3 separate regions of the Homo sapiens genome follow, and all the other regions are linked to region 3. A link is a contact called in ENCODE Hi-C or POLR2A ChIA-PET data. All regions are on one chromosome and are shown on one strand. The core of a region is the stretch at or near the end of the contact, and the rest is flanking DNA. Distances in the headings are between cores, read along the strand shown. Region 1 overlaps KLF13 (KLF transcription factor 13). Region 2 overlaps KLF13 (KLF transcription factor 13). Region 3 has its middle 23 kb from the start of KLF13.

The links. Hi-C counts contacts between places; a loop is a spot of excess contacts on that map. ChIA-PET counts read pairs that join two places held with the same protein, here RNA polymerase II (POLR2A). Pooled maps may share reads with other maps.
Region 1: a pooled map shows a loop between it and region 3 (2.2-fold over the local background). The contact joins two enhancer-like sites. A Hi-C loop is called at or near these places in 1 of 168 maps with a recorded cell type or tissue (CD4-positive, alpha-beta T cell) and 4 of 50 pooled maps. POLR2A ChIA-PET finds 5 or more read pairs at or near these places in 11 of 52 experiments (B cell, BJ, CD4-positive, alpha-beta T cell and 6 more).
Region 2: a loop to region 3 is called in a pooled map, with 2.6 times the contacts of the local background. The contact joins two enhancer-like sites. A Hi-C loop is called at or near these places in 1 of 168 maps with a recorded cell type or tissue (CD4-positive, alpha-beta T cell) and 2 of 50 pooled maps. POLR2A ChIA-PET finds 5 or more read pairs at or near these places in 10 of 52 experiments (BJ, GM10248, H1 and 7 more).

The regions. Positions count from the first base shown.
Region 1 is chr15:31,359,258-31,363,877 of GRCh38, reverse strand. The region is part of intron 1 of KLF13 (KLF transcription factor 13); the gene reads right to left. Among named protein-coding and RNA genes, the nearest start is that of KLF13, 35 kb to the right of the region's middle. Within about 2 kb of position 2,322, at least 26 of the 41 ENCODE cell types and tissues checked have a DNase peak (open chromatin) inside an H3K27ac peak, as active enhancers do.
Region 2 is chr15:31,342,712-31,347,161 of GRCh38, reverse strand. The region is part of intron 1 of KLF13 (KLF transcription factor 13); the gene reads right to left. Among named protein-coding and RNA genes, the nearest start is that of KLF13, 18 kb to the right of the region's middle. RefSeq lists an enhancer at 3,651-4,450. Within about 2 kb of position 1,866, at least 17 of the 41 ENCODE cell types and tissues checked have a DNase peak (open chromatin) inside an H3K27ac peak, as active enhancers do.
Region 3 is chr15:31,301,791-31,306,353 of GRCh38, reverse strand. No RefSeq gene overlaps it. Among named protein-coding and RNA genes, the nearest start is that of KLF13, 23 kb to the left of the region's middle. RefSeq lists enhancers at 1-2,767, 2,862-3,164, 3,401-4,083. Within about 2 kb of position 2,858, at least 4 of the 41 ENCODE cell types and tissues checked have a DNase peak (open chromatin) inside an H3K27ac peak, as active enhancers do.

The DNA of each region.
Region 1 (4,620 bases), core at 1,073-3,572, 58 kb before region 3:
AAAATAAAACCACAAACATTCTAGGAGAAAACTGTAAGACAGAAGTTCCTTCTATGAATCAAAGTCCACAAACCATAAAAGAAAAGACTAAAGGCTGGGCATGGTGGCTCATGCCTGTAATCCCAGCACTTTGGGAGGCTGAGGCAGGAGGATCACCTGAGGTCAGGAGTTCAAGACCAACCTGGCCAACATGGTGAAACCCCGTCTCTACTAAAAATACAAAATCAGCCGGGCGTGGTGGCGAGCGCCTGTAATCCCAGCTACTCAGGAGGCTGAGACAGGAGAATCACTTGAGCGTGGGAGGCAGAGGTTGCAGTGAGCTGAGATCACACCACTGAACTCCAGCCTGGGTGACAGAGTGAGACTCAGTCTCAATCAATCAATCAATCTATTTGACTGCACAAAACAGTATACTATACTTCTCCATGAACAAAGTCACCATAAACAAAGGCAAGAGATAACTGACAAAACTGAGAGAAAAAATATTTGCAGCTCCTATCACAAACGGCTAATCTCCAATACAGAAAGAGCTCACAGGAATTTTAAAAAGAAAAATATCCAACAGAAAAATGGGCAAAGCCCATTCATAAAAAAGGAACTACAAATGGCTCTCAAATGCATGAAAAGATGCTCCACCTCATCCATCAGGAGCTAATGGCAGATGAGACACACTGAAATGCAGCTTGGTAGCTTATCACCTTGGTGAGGCTGCAGGTAAGCAGGCATTCTTTGCTGATGGGAGTACAAACTGCTACAACCTCCATGGAGGGCGATTTGGCAATACCTATTAAAATTAGAAATGTGCACACCCTTTTACCCACATCTGAACTTTTGACATCCTAGCCTACAAACGCATTTGCACACCTACAAAACGGGATATGCTCCTGATTAGTCAATGCAGCAGGAACCTGAAAACAACTCATGTCCTTCCACTGGGGCCTGTCAAATAAATTATGGAACGCACATATAACAGAACACTATCGCAAAGAAGTAGAATGAGTTCTTTACAAACTGATATGGAAAGATCTCCAAGCTGAGTGAGGAAAACAAGGTTGAGGAGAGATGACCAGCAAGGATCTACGTGCGCCTTGGCCTGTATGTGCAGAGAGAGGGTCCCTAGGAAAGTAGGAACAGAGATCACCCAGGGGAACACTGAGCAGATGGAGAACAGGGAAGGTTGACAGAATTTTCCCTGGGGAAACTACTTAAATCTTTTAGATTCTAAAACACACAAATGCATTTCCTATTCAAAAAGTTAAATTCAAAACAAAAAATCCATAGCAAACTAGAAAATGCTAGCCATCAATAATGCCAATTTAAAAATCAGACATTCAACACTCTGGGCACATTACTGGCCCCATTCTGTATTCCCTATTTCAAAGCACAGTTCCTCATATTACCCCAAGAGCTCTCTTAAAATAACAATGGTCGCCCAGGCAGATTCTCCTCAGAATGTGCTGGGCAGTGGCTTCCAGGATGAGAAACTCAAAAATAGCAATAAAGTCCAATCTAGCTTTGTAGGAGATGTTCCCAGGGCAGGGCTCCAGGGCTTTAGAGCCCCTGGGTCACGCTGCAAACTGTCCTATTGGAGAAGGGCCCTCCCTGATAAATTGTTTGATAGGCCCAGCAGTTTAGAACGGGTCAGACCTAAAAGGCTATGGGTGACAAATATTCAGCAAAGGATTTAAACAGAAGCAGTTCCAGAGTTGTAATTCCACGTCAGAAGCCCCCTTCAGGCTCCTGAATACCACACTCCTGCCATAAGACCACTTTGTGACACCACTGTGGGCTGAAAATTAGCCCAGGTGGATGGCAGCTAGGAGAGCCAAGTCCATCCAGCCACTAGGATGCAGATCCCAAGTGCCACTGTAGGGGCTCATGAGGAGTAGGAACCAGGGAATCTGTGGACTACTGGGAAAGGGTTTTCTCTTGCACCAAGAGAAAAGGAAGGAGGGAGGGAGGGAAGAAAGAGGGCAGAGCACGTGGTGGGTAGGGAAAGGGACACAGTATGGAAAGGCCTCTTGGGCCTGCCTCTGGCTGTGACGTCTGGGGTGGGGGGTGGGGGGCACCAGCCTTGACAGTCACAGGGGAGATCTGCAGAATCTCACAGAGAAGTCCAACTGCTTCTTGACACGAACAAGCACCTGCACAGCCAGCCCCAGCTCTGCACCCCAGGTGCCCGTGCTCCCAGCCGGCTCTCTAGGCAACTGAGGGAGGGGCCCCTGTCTGCAGAGCCTTTGGCAACCATCGTGGCCCACTTCCTCTTCCTGTGTCTCCCCTCCCCCAGCCTTCATTTCCTCCCCCTGCCCTCTCCTTCTGTGTCTCCTGGGGGGGACCTTGCCTGCAGGGACCCCACCCTGCTAAGCTCTGCTACAGACACTCAATGGCACAAACAGCTGCATGTACACTCTTTACAGGGGTGCAGCTTTTACTTTTGGCCTGCACTGGGCTCATCTGACTCTACCAACCCGGAAGACAGGAAAGTGTTGATGTGAAACCCTTGTCAGAGGTGAGAAACCAAGTGACCTCACCAAGGTAACACACCCAGAAGGGTGGGCCTGAGGCTAGGCTACACCGGGAAGAAAGACATTCTCACAGCCCCTCCCCAGCATGGAACAGGAACACTGCTGCCCACGTTCACGTTCCAGGAGGAGCAAGCAGGGGCACCCACCCACAGTGCGGCGAGGCTACCCTCTGCACCCAGGGGCCCCTGCTGCCCCCACAGCCAGGCTCTACGAGGCCTATTTCACGGCAGGCTTGCCCAGGCTGGGGGCATGTGGGCCTGAGGACCTGTGGGGGACCTCCACGGTCCCCAGCTCCCCTGCAGCAGGAGGCTGCAGCTGAGGAAGGAGCCAGGCAGTTCCCTGGAAGGGCCCAGCGCTACCAGGCAGCGCACTCAAAACAATGGCACTCAGAAGCCCTGGAGGAGCCTCGGCAGGCTCCTCTTCCAGGCCCAGCACCTGCCACCTGGCCGGCTCCAGGTGCACAGCAGGCTCAGTTTTCTCAGGAAAAATGTGGCAAGGTTTCCAGCAGAATATAACGAAACAATGTATTCTTCAGGGTTGGTTTCACAAAGTAAATACATCCGAATTAAAATGAGCTTGTAATTTGGACGACGGGCCTAAAAAACGCCTTTGGTTTTTGAGGGAGCCGAGACAAAACAACAACAACAACAAATTAGACAACGGTCTGTTTTTTCTGAAACAGGTGAACAGTGCCGGGGCTTCTGCTAGGAACCTCCAGACCCCCAGGGAGGAGCTAGAAAGCCCCCAGACCTCTCCTGCAGCAGCCCAGGCCCATGGAGCCACCAGGGGCTCTCGGTCTTGCCCACTAGGAGCAAGTTACCCCTACCCTTTGGGAAAGCCCTTGTGTTCAAAAACCCTCTTGCAGAGAACAGGTGACCTGGCAGCCCCGGGCCCTGTCCCTCAGCCCTGCCCGCAGGTCTAGTAGCCCCCTACATCCTGCTCAGGCTTGTCGCAGCCTAAGTGCGTTGGAGAGGGCCTGAAACAGAGCCCCACTGCCTGCCATGTGGGGAGACCAGTGCTCTGGGGGGCCACCTCTTCTCAGGAGACAAAGCCCACCCTCTTCCCGGCACAGGCCTGCCCGCTGCATGTCCGTGCCCACACCTTCCTCCCTGTATCCTGCTGGCCCTGTTTCCTAAGCCCTTCCCTGTCCTAACCTAGAACAGGGCCCTAACCTTAAGGCAGCTGACCCCAGGGACACCAGCCGGGAAGAAAAGCAGTGCCACACTCTGCACTATCCCACGGCCAGGCCCCCAGAAGCTTCAAGGTTGGAGTGACCCCCTCTGCAACAGCTCTGTACGGGACTCCAAGACCTGAGGCTACCTAGGTCTGCCTGATGCCAAGGGAGGGCTAGCAAGAGCTGGGAGGAGCCACTGGGGCAGGAACCCTGTTCTGTGTCCTACCTGCCTCCCTCCCCCAAGACCACAACATGCGGGGTGGAGGGCTCAGCGCTCCTTGGTGTCATCCCCAAGGTTACTGGAACCAGGCTTCACAATCTGTTGGATGGGGTAGACGAGGGAGAGTAAGCACACGGAGCCAGCCCAGCTGTCTCTCTCGAATGTTCTTCTGAACCACCAATGTGAGCTGCTGATAAACAGCCCCTGGGAACGTGGACAGGGAAGAAAACAGACTACCAAGTGGCTGAGCCCCACCCTCAAATGCACACATGAAATGCATATGCCAGAGCTCTAATTGCAGGAAGGAAACAGAGGTTACCTCAGGAAGATGGGATTTGTGTGTGACTGTCCTTTCTGCATTTCTGCCTTCATCAAATGAATCACTTTGGACAGTCAGAATTAATGCAATAACACTATGTAACAAAGTGGTGTATGTACACACACGTACCTTTCACCCAAGCTCCAGCTCACCACTGGGACTGCTTCCACAGAACCCAGCACCCCAATCCCTAAGAAGGGAATAGCACTAGTTTGCATGAACCAGTACACTGCCTGGAAAGGTTAAAAGGACCACATGCCAGAATTTCATAAAGGTGTTTGCTCTCCTTTTGCTAAGGGTTACAAAACACACTTGAAAATTTCCGTTCTCAAGGTCCCTTTTAAAAACAGAAATAATAGAATACCAATGGTTTCTGCCAACA
Region 2 (4,450 bases), core at 617-3,116, 42 kb before region 3:
GAACGCCTGCTGATCCCAGGAGGGTGTCCAAATCCTGAATTCCCTGCTTGACCTTCTAGCTTCACAGGTCCTCAAATCCTCCTACCTGCTGGGCTCGGTGTCGTGCCCTGTCACAGACCTGACCTTGTCCCAGCCCCGATGAGAGCCAGCAGGTAGGGGAACTGAGGTCCTCACCCATGCTTGCTACCACAGTCTGCTCCTGCCCCCAGACTCAGGACCCTACGCTGCCCCTCTCCCCTGCTGGCCCACCCAACCCACACGTCCAGTCTGCATCTCCCCAGACCCTCCCTGATGCCGCCAGCACAGAGGGGTGCAGAGTGGTGGCAGGCAGGAACCTGGCCTGCAGGCCAATAGCCCACCTATGGCCGGCAGGAGCCCTGGCCCCACCACCAAGTGCCTGGGATGTCCCTCGCTAGAAACTGAAAGATTTCGAGGCACAGGTGGTATTTTCATTTCTTCTTCCAGTTGAAGGTGATGCCTTTAAAAGAGAAAGAAAGATACGGAAGTGAAGGCTGCTGTGTGACACAGAAGTCAGCCTGGGGGGCCTGCAAGGAGGGGACGCCTCATGTCCTGAGAAAGCTGGGGCAGGGGGCAGCATGAGGCCTTGGGGCTCTGGCCTGGAAGCTCCTGCAGAGGAAGAAGAGAACCCGGGGAGGAGCTCCTGCCTGGCTGTGGCCTGGGGGCTTTCCACAGCTGTGTGGGTGGCCGCAGCTCCAGGGTGGCTGAATACTGGTAACAGCGGTGGGGGGTCCATCATACTCTTTACCAAAGGGTCAGGTTAGAGTGGACTAGTCCAGAAGGGGAAGGACAGCAGCTGCTATGCAGGAGCTCAGGCCTGTGGCCAGGGCAAAGGGCCGGTGTGGAAATCTCTCCTTCTGGCCTCAGAGAAAAGCAGAGGACAGGAGGTCGGGGGAGAAGGCTGTGAGTTTCAGAAAAACGAAGAGGTGCTTTCTGGAAGCCACAGATGGGTAATCTTCCCAGAAACAGAGTCAAGATCATTGACCTGGTGTTCTGTGCGGAACAGCTCTGGGTTCCCGTCAGGGTTCTCGGGGGCTCCTGAGAGATATGCCTGGGCCGTGGGCATCTCAGCGTGAGGCAGGCATCTGTACAGAGGGGCTCACGCATGCCTGAGCCAGATGCCGGCACAGAGGGGCACACTTGTGGAGCTGCACTCCCTCTGAGCTCAGATACTCTTCCTCTAGAACCAGAACCCCCATCAGTGCCTACAAACGGAACCCTCCGGGAAACAGAGACAACCAGGGGTGAGAGGTGGGGAGCAGTTGCAGCCCTCCCCAGAAGGTCATTTGCCCCCGGTAAACTGACGGTGCAAATATGACCTCGTGTGGCCCACAGCATCTGACGACTTTACACCAGGCTGGCAGGGCAGACACCCGGGTCAGAACTAAGCACACTAAGCCCTGGTGTGGTCAGTCTCAGGCTGCGGCCTCACAACCACAACAGCCAGGCAGGATGCTGCCCATGTAGGGCCACTGGAAGACAGTGAGTAGGGCAGGGTCCCCTGGTGAGGGGGATGGGGGCCAAAGGAACGGTACACCTCCCGGGCTTTCTCCGTCCCACCCTCATACTCACAGATTTCCTGTCAGTTTCAGGATGGGACCCTGCCACGCTCCTGGAGATCCCCTGCTGCTTGCTGCTAGGCACGCGGTGCTCACTCAAGGCAGGATCTGCCCGCACCCCAGTGCTCTCCAGGCAGGTGCCCGAATGGGAAAGAGGCAGGCCAGCGGTGCAGCAGGGCAAAGGCAGGCTGAGGCGGGGGCACAGGCCTCCAGGCCCCCAGAGCAGCACACAGGGTGGAGCCACAGGCCCTGCCCTCAGACACCACGCCCTCAAGGGACAGAAACACCAGCCAAAGCCAGGCCCCTCATGACACTCAGGCAATGAGTGAGGAATGCCCAAGTCCCCACTCCACCCCTGTCTGCTGGCACCCCACAATCCCAGCCCGATGCAGCACGCCTGCATGCCATCTGTCCTGCTCCTCTCCTGGCTCTGCCTGGGATCTCACAGCTGCCTCCTCCTGCCCAGCCCTATGGAACCCAGACCCAACCCCCACCTGCTCAAAGGCGGGGAGGCCAGGGTGGCACCCTCAGAAGGGCCAGGAGAGAACCCTGACCCACAGAGCCTGGAAGGCACCTGCCCCAAACTGCAACAGCTCACACTCCCTGGCCAGCCCCCAGGGTTGGCTTGCACCTAGACTGGCTGTCCTGGGCTGAACCCTGGAACCTTGGCCTGCTCCTGGTTACTTGCGGCCCCTCCCTCCCCACTCAGGCGGCTTCCTTGGGGGACCCAGGGAGGATCCCGCACAGCCTCAGGACAAAGTCAAAACCCCTCCCACCCTCATCCTGCCCCACCCAGCAATCCTCCCAGCTCTTTTCTGCACTGGATTCCAGGAGATTTTGTTAAAAGAAAGGTTCCATTAGGTTTAGAATAAAAATCTGTAAACCCAAGGACCAGAACTCCTTCTCCACATTCTTACAGCAAATTCTGTAATGGTCCCTTGGGGAAGCTCTCCCTCCCCACTGGCCCAAACCCCCACAGTCCAGAAGAGAAACAGGGCCCCTGGCCTGGCCCAGCCCAGTCTCAGCTCCTAAGCAGCAGGTGAACCCTTTCGCCATGGGCCAGCCATGACAGTAGGGTGAAGTCACCCCCAAAGGCCACCAGCCAAGGCACTGAGGAGCCAAGCTTGGCAAATGTCTGGGTGGCTGGGGATTCCTGGCACCCCTGCCACCTCCCCTGGAGCCCTTGCCAGCCAGACACATGAAAACGTCCAGCCATGGCGTGTTTTCAGAGCACGCCCTGGCTTAAAAGGCAGGTGAAGGAGGCCACTCTGCTGACACTCCTCCAGTCCTGCCACAAAGAGGGGAAAGCCTAGGTGCCCACTCCCCTCCTGACACAGGCTGGAGGGGTGGATCTGGGATGTCTGCATCTGCACAGAGATGGGTATGGGTGTGGGGAGAGCCCCACCTCTGGAGCTGGAGTGACAGGCTCAGGGTGGTGTGGGTGCGCAGCGCTAGCAGGAGGTAGCTGCTAAGTATTGGCAGGTGTTTGTCCCAGGGGGTTGGAAAACATCCCCCAGGGCCAAAGTCACCCCTGACAGCCAGGCCATTTGTGCACAGCAAGTATTTAGGGCAGCAACCAGGCATGGGCCACTTGCAATGCGTGGCTCTCCTGTCTCTGCTGCCGTCTCAGAGGGAGGGACACTGAACACATTATACAAAGACTGACAAGTGACCAGAAGTATGGGTGGGGACAGGAGATCAAGAGGTCTCCCAGGGAAGACTAAGGAGCAGGTTAATTCGTGCACCAGAGCCTCAGACCTCTCCAAGGAGACCTTCCCCATGGAGTCATGGTGACCCGCAGTCAGTGGGCACATCCCCACATCAGGACTCAGCCTGGCCCGAGGGCTGTGCGTGCTGTTGGAAAGCCAGAGCTGGCCAGCTCTTAACAACAACAGGCAGTTTAAGTAGAAAACTTTTCCAGGTCATTTCTTGAAGTTGGAAATCATCTCCTAACATGAAATCCAGTTCTTGCTCCTGCGGTTCAGGAGACTGACGGCATGGGTGGGCACACAGACTCTGCCAGGGCCCATCAGCACCCAGGCCACCTGTGGGTCCCCACTGGAGGCTGGATGCACCCCTCATGCCTCCTTGCCTTCTCCCTTCAGGTGAGCAGCCTGAAGGCTGGTCTCCTTCCCACTGCTGGGGGCCGACACCTGGTGGGAGGTGTGCAGACTTAAGACTGCAGGATGCTGTTTGGGAGGCTGTGTGCACCCAGCCTTGTCTGTGGGCACTGCATCCCGCCTTACGGCTGGGGGCAAGTCTGAAATCCCGAAGGCAACTGCCTCTGCAGAACATGCAAATGTGGCCACCCCAGACCTTGCTGCTGTTTCTCCCAGGATGGTGTCTGCTGCACACCTGAGCCGGCGGGCCCTGTGCAAGGGTGCAAGACAGTCCCCAGCTCAGGCGCCACTCTACACCCAGTCACTCAAAGCAGAAGAGAGAAGAGGCCACTCATGACCACAAGAGCAGAGCACGGAGACAGTATGTGCCTCGGCGTCCTCCTCTCCCCAAGCACAGGAGCCTGGCCAGCAGGGGGATGCGGAAACTCCATGGCCAGGAGTGGCCCCGACCCCCTCCAGCAAGCAGGCCCTGCCTGGGGAACAGGCACAAGTGTCCACGGAGCAATCAGACGCCGGGAGAGCGAGGAAGGCCATGCTCTCCTTAGTCACTCCAAATGTTCACCTCCGACCACAGGAAGCGCCTCTATACAACAAAATACACTCACAGGAAGACGGAAATAAAGCAGGAAAGGGGTGCGAAGGCCCAGCTCAGCAGCCAAGAGGCCAGCCTCAAGAAGGCCTCATGCTTCCCTTTAGGAAACAATCCTCATATTTGCAAACATAGAACTGCTGCCCCAAAAAAGAAAGAAAATA
Region 3 (4,563 bases), core at 1,609-4,108:
GACAGCATCTCATGGGGGAGAGCCTCAGGGGCAGAAGGACTGTGCATCCCAAGGCCCCAATGGGGTGGCCGGTGACTGGTTCCAGGAGAGCCTGGCTGGTGTGAGGAGGGCCAGTCTGCGGGCTCCTGGTGCACAAGGCTTGCATGCTTGAATGGGGCTTGGAGAACAGGTCAAGGGTCCAGGCCCTCTGGGCGGGGCAGGTGCCCCAGGGCTGGGCCTGTGTGCCCTTAGGAAAGGGCCTGACAGGGGCCTGGAGACTCAGGGTCCATCCCGACCCCACCCCACCAGCCCAGATGGCTATTTGGCATGTTGCTGAGTTTTTCTGAGCATCTGTGTGCTTATCTGTAAAACCAGCATCGGAATAAGCTCCATTTTAGGGCCACGGTGAGACGAAATAAAATAATCCAGATAAAATGTTGAGTTCAGTGTTCAGCATGTACTAGGCTCACAATGGATGATATCAACGGACAGCAATTTGCAAAAATTTCCAAACTTAGAAATGCAGATACTAATTTCCCAATAATGCTACTTCTAGGAGTTTATTCTACACATATTCCCACATGTGCAAAATGACATATGTTCAAGGTTATTTTTCACAGATTTGTGATGACCAGAGATTGGAAACAGCCCAACTGTCCATCTAGAGAGCCTGGTTAAATAGATGATGGTCTGTCCATCCATGTCACAGAGTAGTCTGCAAATGAAACAAGAACGGGGTGCCCTTTGTGCACTGACACAGGGATCTGACCTCACAAGGAGACACAAAGGAAGGACCCCTGCACAGCCAGTGCCTGTGGCCCAGAGTCGGTGTCCTATGAAAGGAATGGGGCCAGTATCTTGGGGACCCAGGCAGCCTGCTGGGCAGGGACAGAAGGTCCACTGGGCCCAGGGAAAAGGTTGGGGCAGCAGGAAGGGCAGTGTGCCCATTTCTCTCTCTCTCCTTTCTTCTCTCTCTCTCTCTCTCTCTCTCTCACACACACACACACACACACACACACACACACACACACACACAGAGAGAGACTTGGAGATAGAGACTTTCTCCTGCAAAAACAGACCATCTTGGGCAAGGTGGAGCACACAGCTCTGTAGGCTAGAATAACACAACCAGTCACCATAGCAACAACAGGGAGTTGTAATTTTCAGACTGTGAGCTGCGCCAGAACCCAGGGAGAGGATGCAGGCCACCAGCAGGGCTCCCTCCGGGCAGGTGTCTCTGTAACCCGGGGAATGGAGGCCTCAGCCACCTAACCTGTAAAAGTAGGATCTGATCCGCACACCGCTGCCCTGTGATGCCTTGGAGGAGAAATTGAGAAAGGCTAGGAGCTTTGAAGCAGGCTGAGGGCTCTCCAAAGCGTGAAGGCTGTTAGCCTCTCCCAGCACGCCCAGCGGGGATGCCTGGTCCCCTTCTCTGCTCCCGAATGCCCTCATTAGAGACGCCTGTGTGCAGCCCTGAATTTCTATCATAAAAGCATCTTTCAAATGAATAAATAATGACTAGAGAAAAGGAAGAAAGCAGATTGCATTTCATTGGGCAGGAAAGTTGCTTGGTCTCTCGGGGCTATTTGGCCAAGCTGCCCACAGGTGCCCACTGCGTGAACACAGGTGTGAGTCCCCACCAGATGCTGTTCATTGCTTTCTAAGTACCCTCGCCCCCACCTCCACCCCAACCCCAGCCCCATCCCAGCCCTTCCAGCTTGCAAAGTCATTCTATCATGGCTGTCTCTCCAAAAAAGAGCCATTTCCCAGGAAGGCACCACCCTGACCACTGGCCTTGTCCCGTGGCATGAAGCCAGCGTCACTCTGGACATTGCTGGCTGAGCTGGTTGGACTATGACTGTGGTGGCCAGCACCTCCCAGGCCTGACCCTGCAGAGAAAGGCCGAAGATGAACTCTGACCCCTGGGTGCAGCCACCCCAGCCAGCCCAGCCAGGCCCAGCGGGCAGCACCCCTCTGTCCCCATGGGCCTGGGATGCAGTGTCCCATTTTCCCTGGTGAGACTGGCCTTGTGGGCTATACAGGGGGCAGGAACTAGCAAGGCTATTCAGGGCCTCACCGAGGGGAAGGGCCACTGTCTCCATGGCTGCCAATTTCTGGCGACGTCCCCAGTGGTCTTCCTCCTGCAGGTTCTCAGGCGGTGCCCTCCCACTCCAGGCTGTGCCTGGCTGGGGGGTGGGGGTGCAGGCCAGGCTGGCTCCGGCTCCCACTCACACTAGTGCTACAGGGCTATGGTCCCATCCCTTAGCTGGGCTAGAAACGGAGAGGCGCTAGGCTTGGGGCTTGGGGAAGGGTCCATCTTCAATAGCTTAGTTCTCAAACTGTGTTCTGGGGTGGGCAGGGAGGGTGAGCCACACTCCACAGGCAATGGTGAGTGCTTGAAAACGCCTTTTACAAACTAGTGAAAACAAACACAGGAGTATGCTGAATAGCACACATCATCCCATGACGTTTGAAGGCAGAGCAACATCTCTTGCAGGCAGCTCTGCAGGGGGCCCTCTTGGGCCTTATCACTCTCAGTTGGTGGTAGACAAAAGTCTGAGACCCCCATCGCATGAATTTGTGTTCCTGTCACTTTTCACATGCATTCATGCTGGTGCATGATCTCTAATCTTTATAGGAGTCATTTTATCTCCTTTGGAGGGATTTGGGAGTGAGGAGTTGAGAGGCAAGGCTTTAAAGGAGCTTGAGGTCACCTCCCCTCACCCACTCCCAGGTGGAGTCAGCCCCTGAAGCCCCTCTTCCAGCCAGGTAGGCCTGGTTGTGGCTCGTGGCTCCGGGAAGGGAAGGCTGTGTGGGCGGGGTGGTTGTGTGGGCGGGGTGATTCCTCTTGGCTTGGCTCAGGGGCCCAGCGCTGTCCCAATCTTGTTTGGGGTGTGGTCTCTTTTATGCTGTATAATGACTCAAAAAAAAAAAAAAAAAAAAAGACCTTGTTCTTGAACAAACCAAGAATATCTGTCCCAGCATAATGACAGAAATATTGTGACAAATTAAGCATCTGTCATTGAGCTATCAGGCTCTATTTTAGGTTAAACCTGCTTAGAGATTACGCTCCTTTCAGCTCAGTGCTGCCTCCCACTGTGCCCTGTAGGCACTCTGAGGCTCTGGGGACAATTGTTGGGCCTCACCGGGCCCCAGTGGCTCCGTCTGAGATTCAAGGGGGTGGGCTTAGCCCCTGCTCAGACACTTGCGGCACATCCAGCCAGCCTAGGGAAATTTCATCTACTTCTCCACAGTCCCCATCCCCTCTTCGGCACCCCCATCTCCCACCTAGGTCCTAACGGCATGTGGCACTCAGCGAGCTCCAACTCTCGCTGGACAGTGGGAGTTGTAAAGGGAGCAAGGTGCCCCTGCTTGTCCCTGGCAGAGAGAGCCCAGGGACCCCACGAGGGGTCTAGAGGTCTAGAAACAGGCATGCACCATCTCCTTTCTGGGCCAGGGCCGGAGGGACACACACAAGGCAGCTGAGGGGGTCGAGGTCACCTTCAGGCCACTTGGGGATGGTCTGGAGCCTGTCCTGCTGTGTCCCTCAGCCCCCTCCGTGCCTGGAACTGGCCCTACCCCAGCAGCCCCCCATTCCTAGAGGAGACTCCAGTGACTCGATTTCTCCAAGGATCTCTGTATTTGCAGTGCTTAGTACTTTATCTCCCCCACCGGTCTCAACTTCACAGAAGAGACAACTGCCACAGAGAGGCGACCTGCGTGTGCTTCCCCAGCCACTTCTAACCTGCCGACCTCATGCCCTCTTCCCTAGCCTGCAGGTCCTCTGCCAGCCACACCTGGGGCCATGACGTCCCCTCTCAGGGAAGAGCCAGGGACTCCTGCTCTACAGAAGCTCACCCCTGGGTGGCTTGGACTCATAGCCAGGCCAGGGAGTGCGGAGTGGCCCCCCAGCCAGACGCCACATTGCATTTTGCAGAATGCGCCATTCCGCACGGCCCCCGCACACGCTGCTCCCTGGCCTGGAATACATCCTTGAGCATCCTTTTTCTGCTCTGGGAGCCTTCTCTGCCCACACACTCTCCTGGCAGCCTGGGCACTGTGCAGTTATTTAGGGCTGTTCCTGTTCGTTTGCCTCCTCGGCTTCCTACCAGACTGTGAGCTTCTTGGGGGCTGGTCTGGACTCAGGGGACCCAAGATGGGCCTCATGGTGTCCAGGGAGGGTGTGCAGACCTCCCTCTGTCCCACAGTTCCCACTGGTCCCCTCTATGCATACAGAAAGGTCCAGATGGCGGAGAATGTTCCAGGCCCAGAAGCATCTCTTCAATGATCCCTTCCTGAGTAGGGGTGTCCATAAGGTGCTGTCCCCTAAGTTCCCAGAGCCCCTCACGGCTGGGGCCTTTCTCCACGGGTCTGGGAAAATCAGTCTCAGCAACCAATTGCACCTAATTATTTACAGGACTGAAATGGGTTAGAAATCTTGCAAGATTCAGGCCCAGTAGAAAGGCCCTTTTGCATTTTTAAAAAATCTCAATGCAAATCCAATGCAAAAAAAAAATAAAAATATCTGAGGGTGTTTCTTAAATTAAGTTTGACACGTTACTGTGTCATTCAAAAAAAAAAATA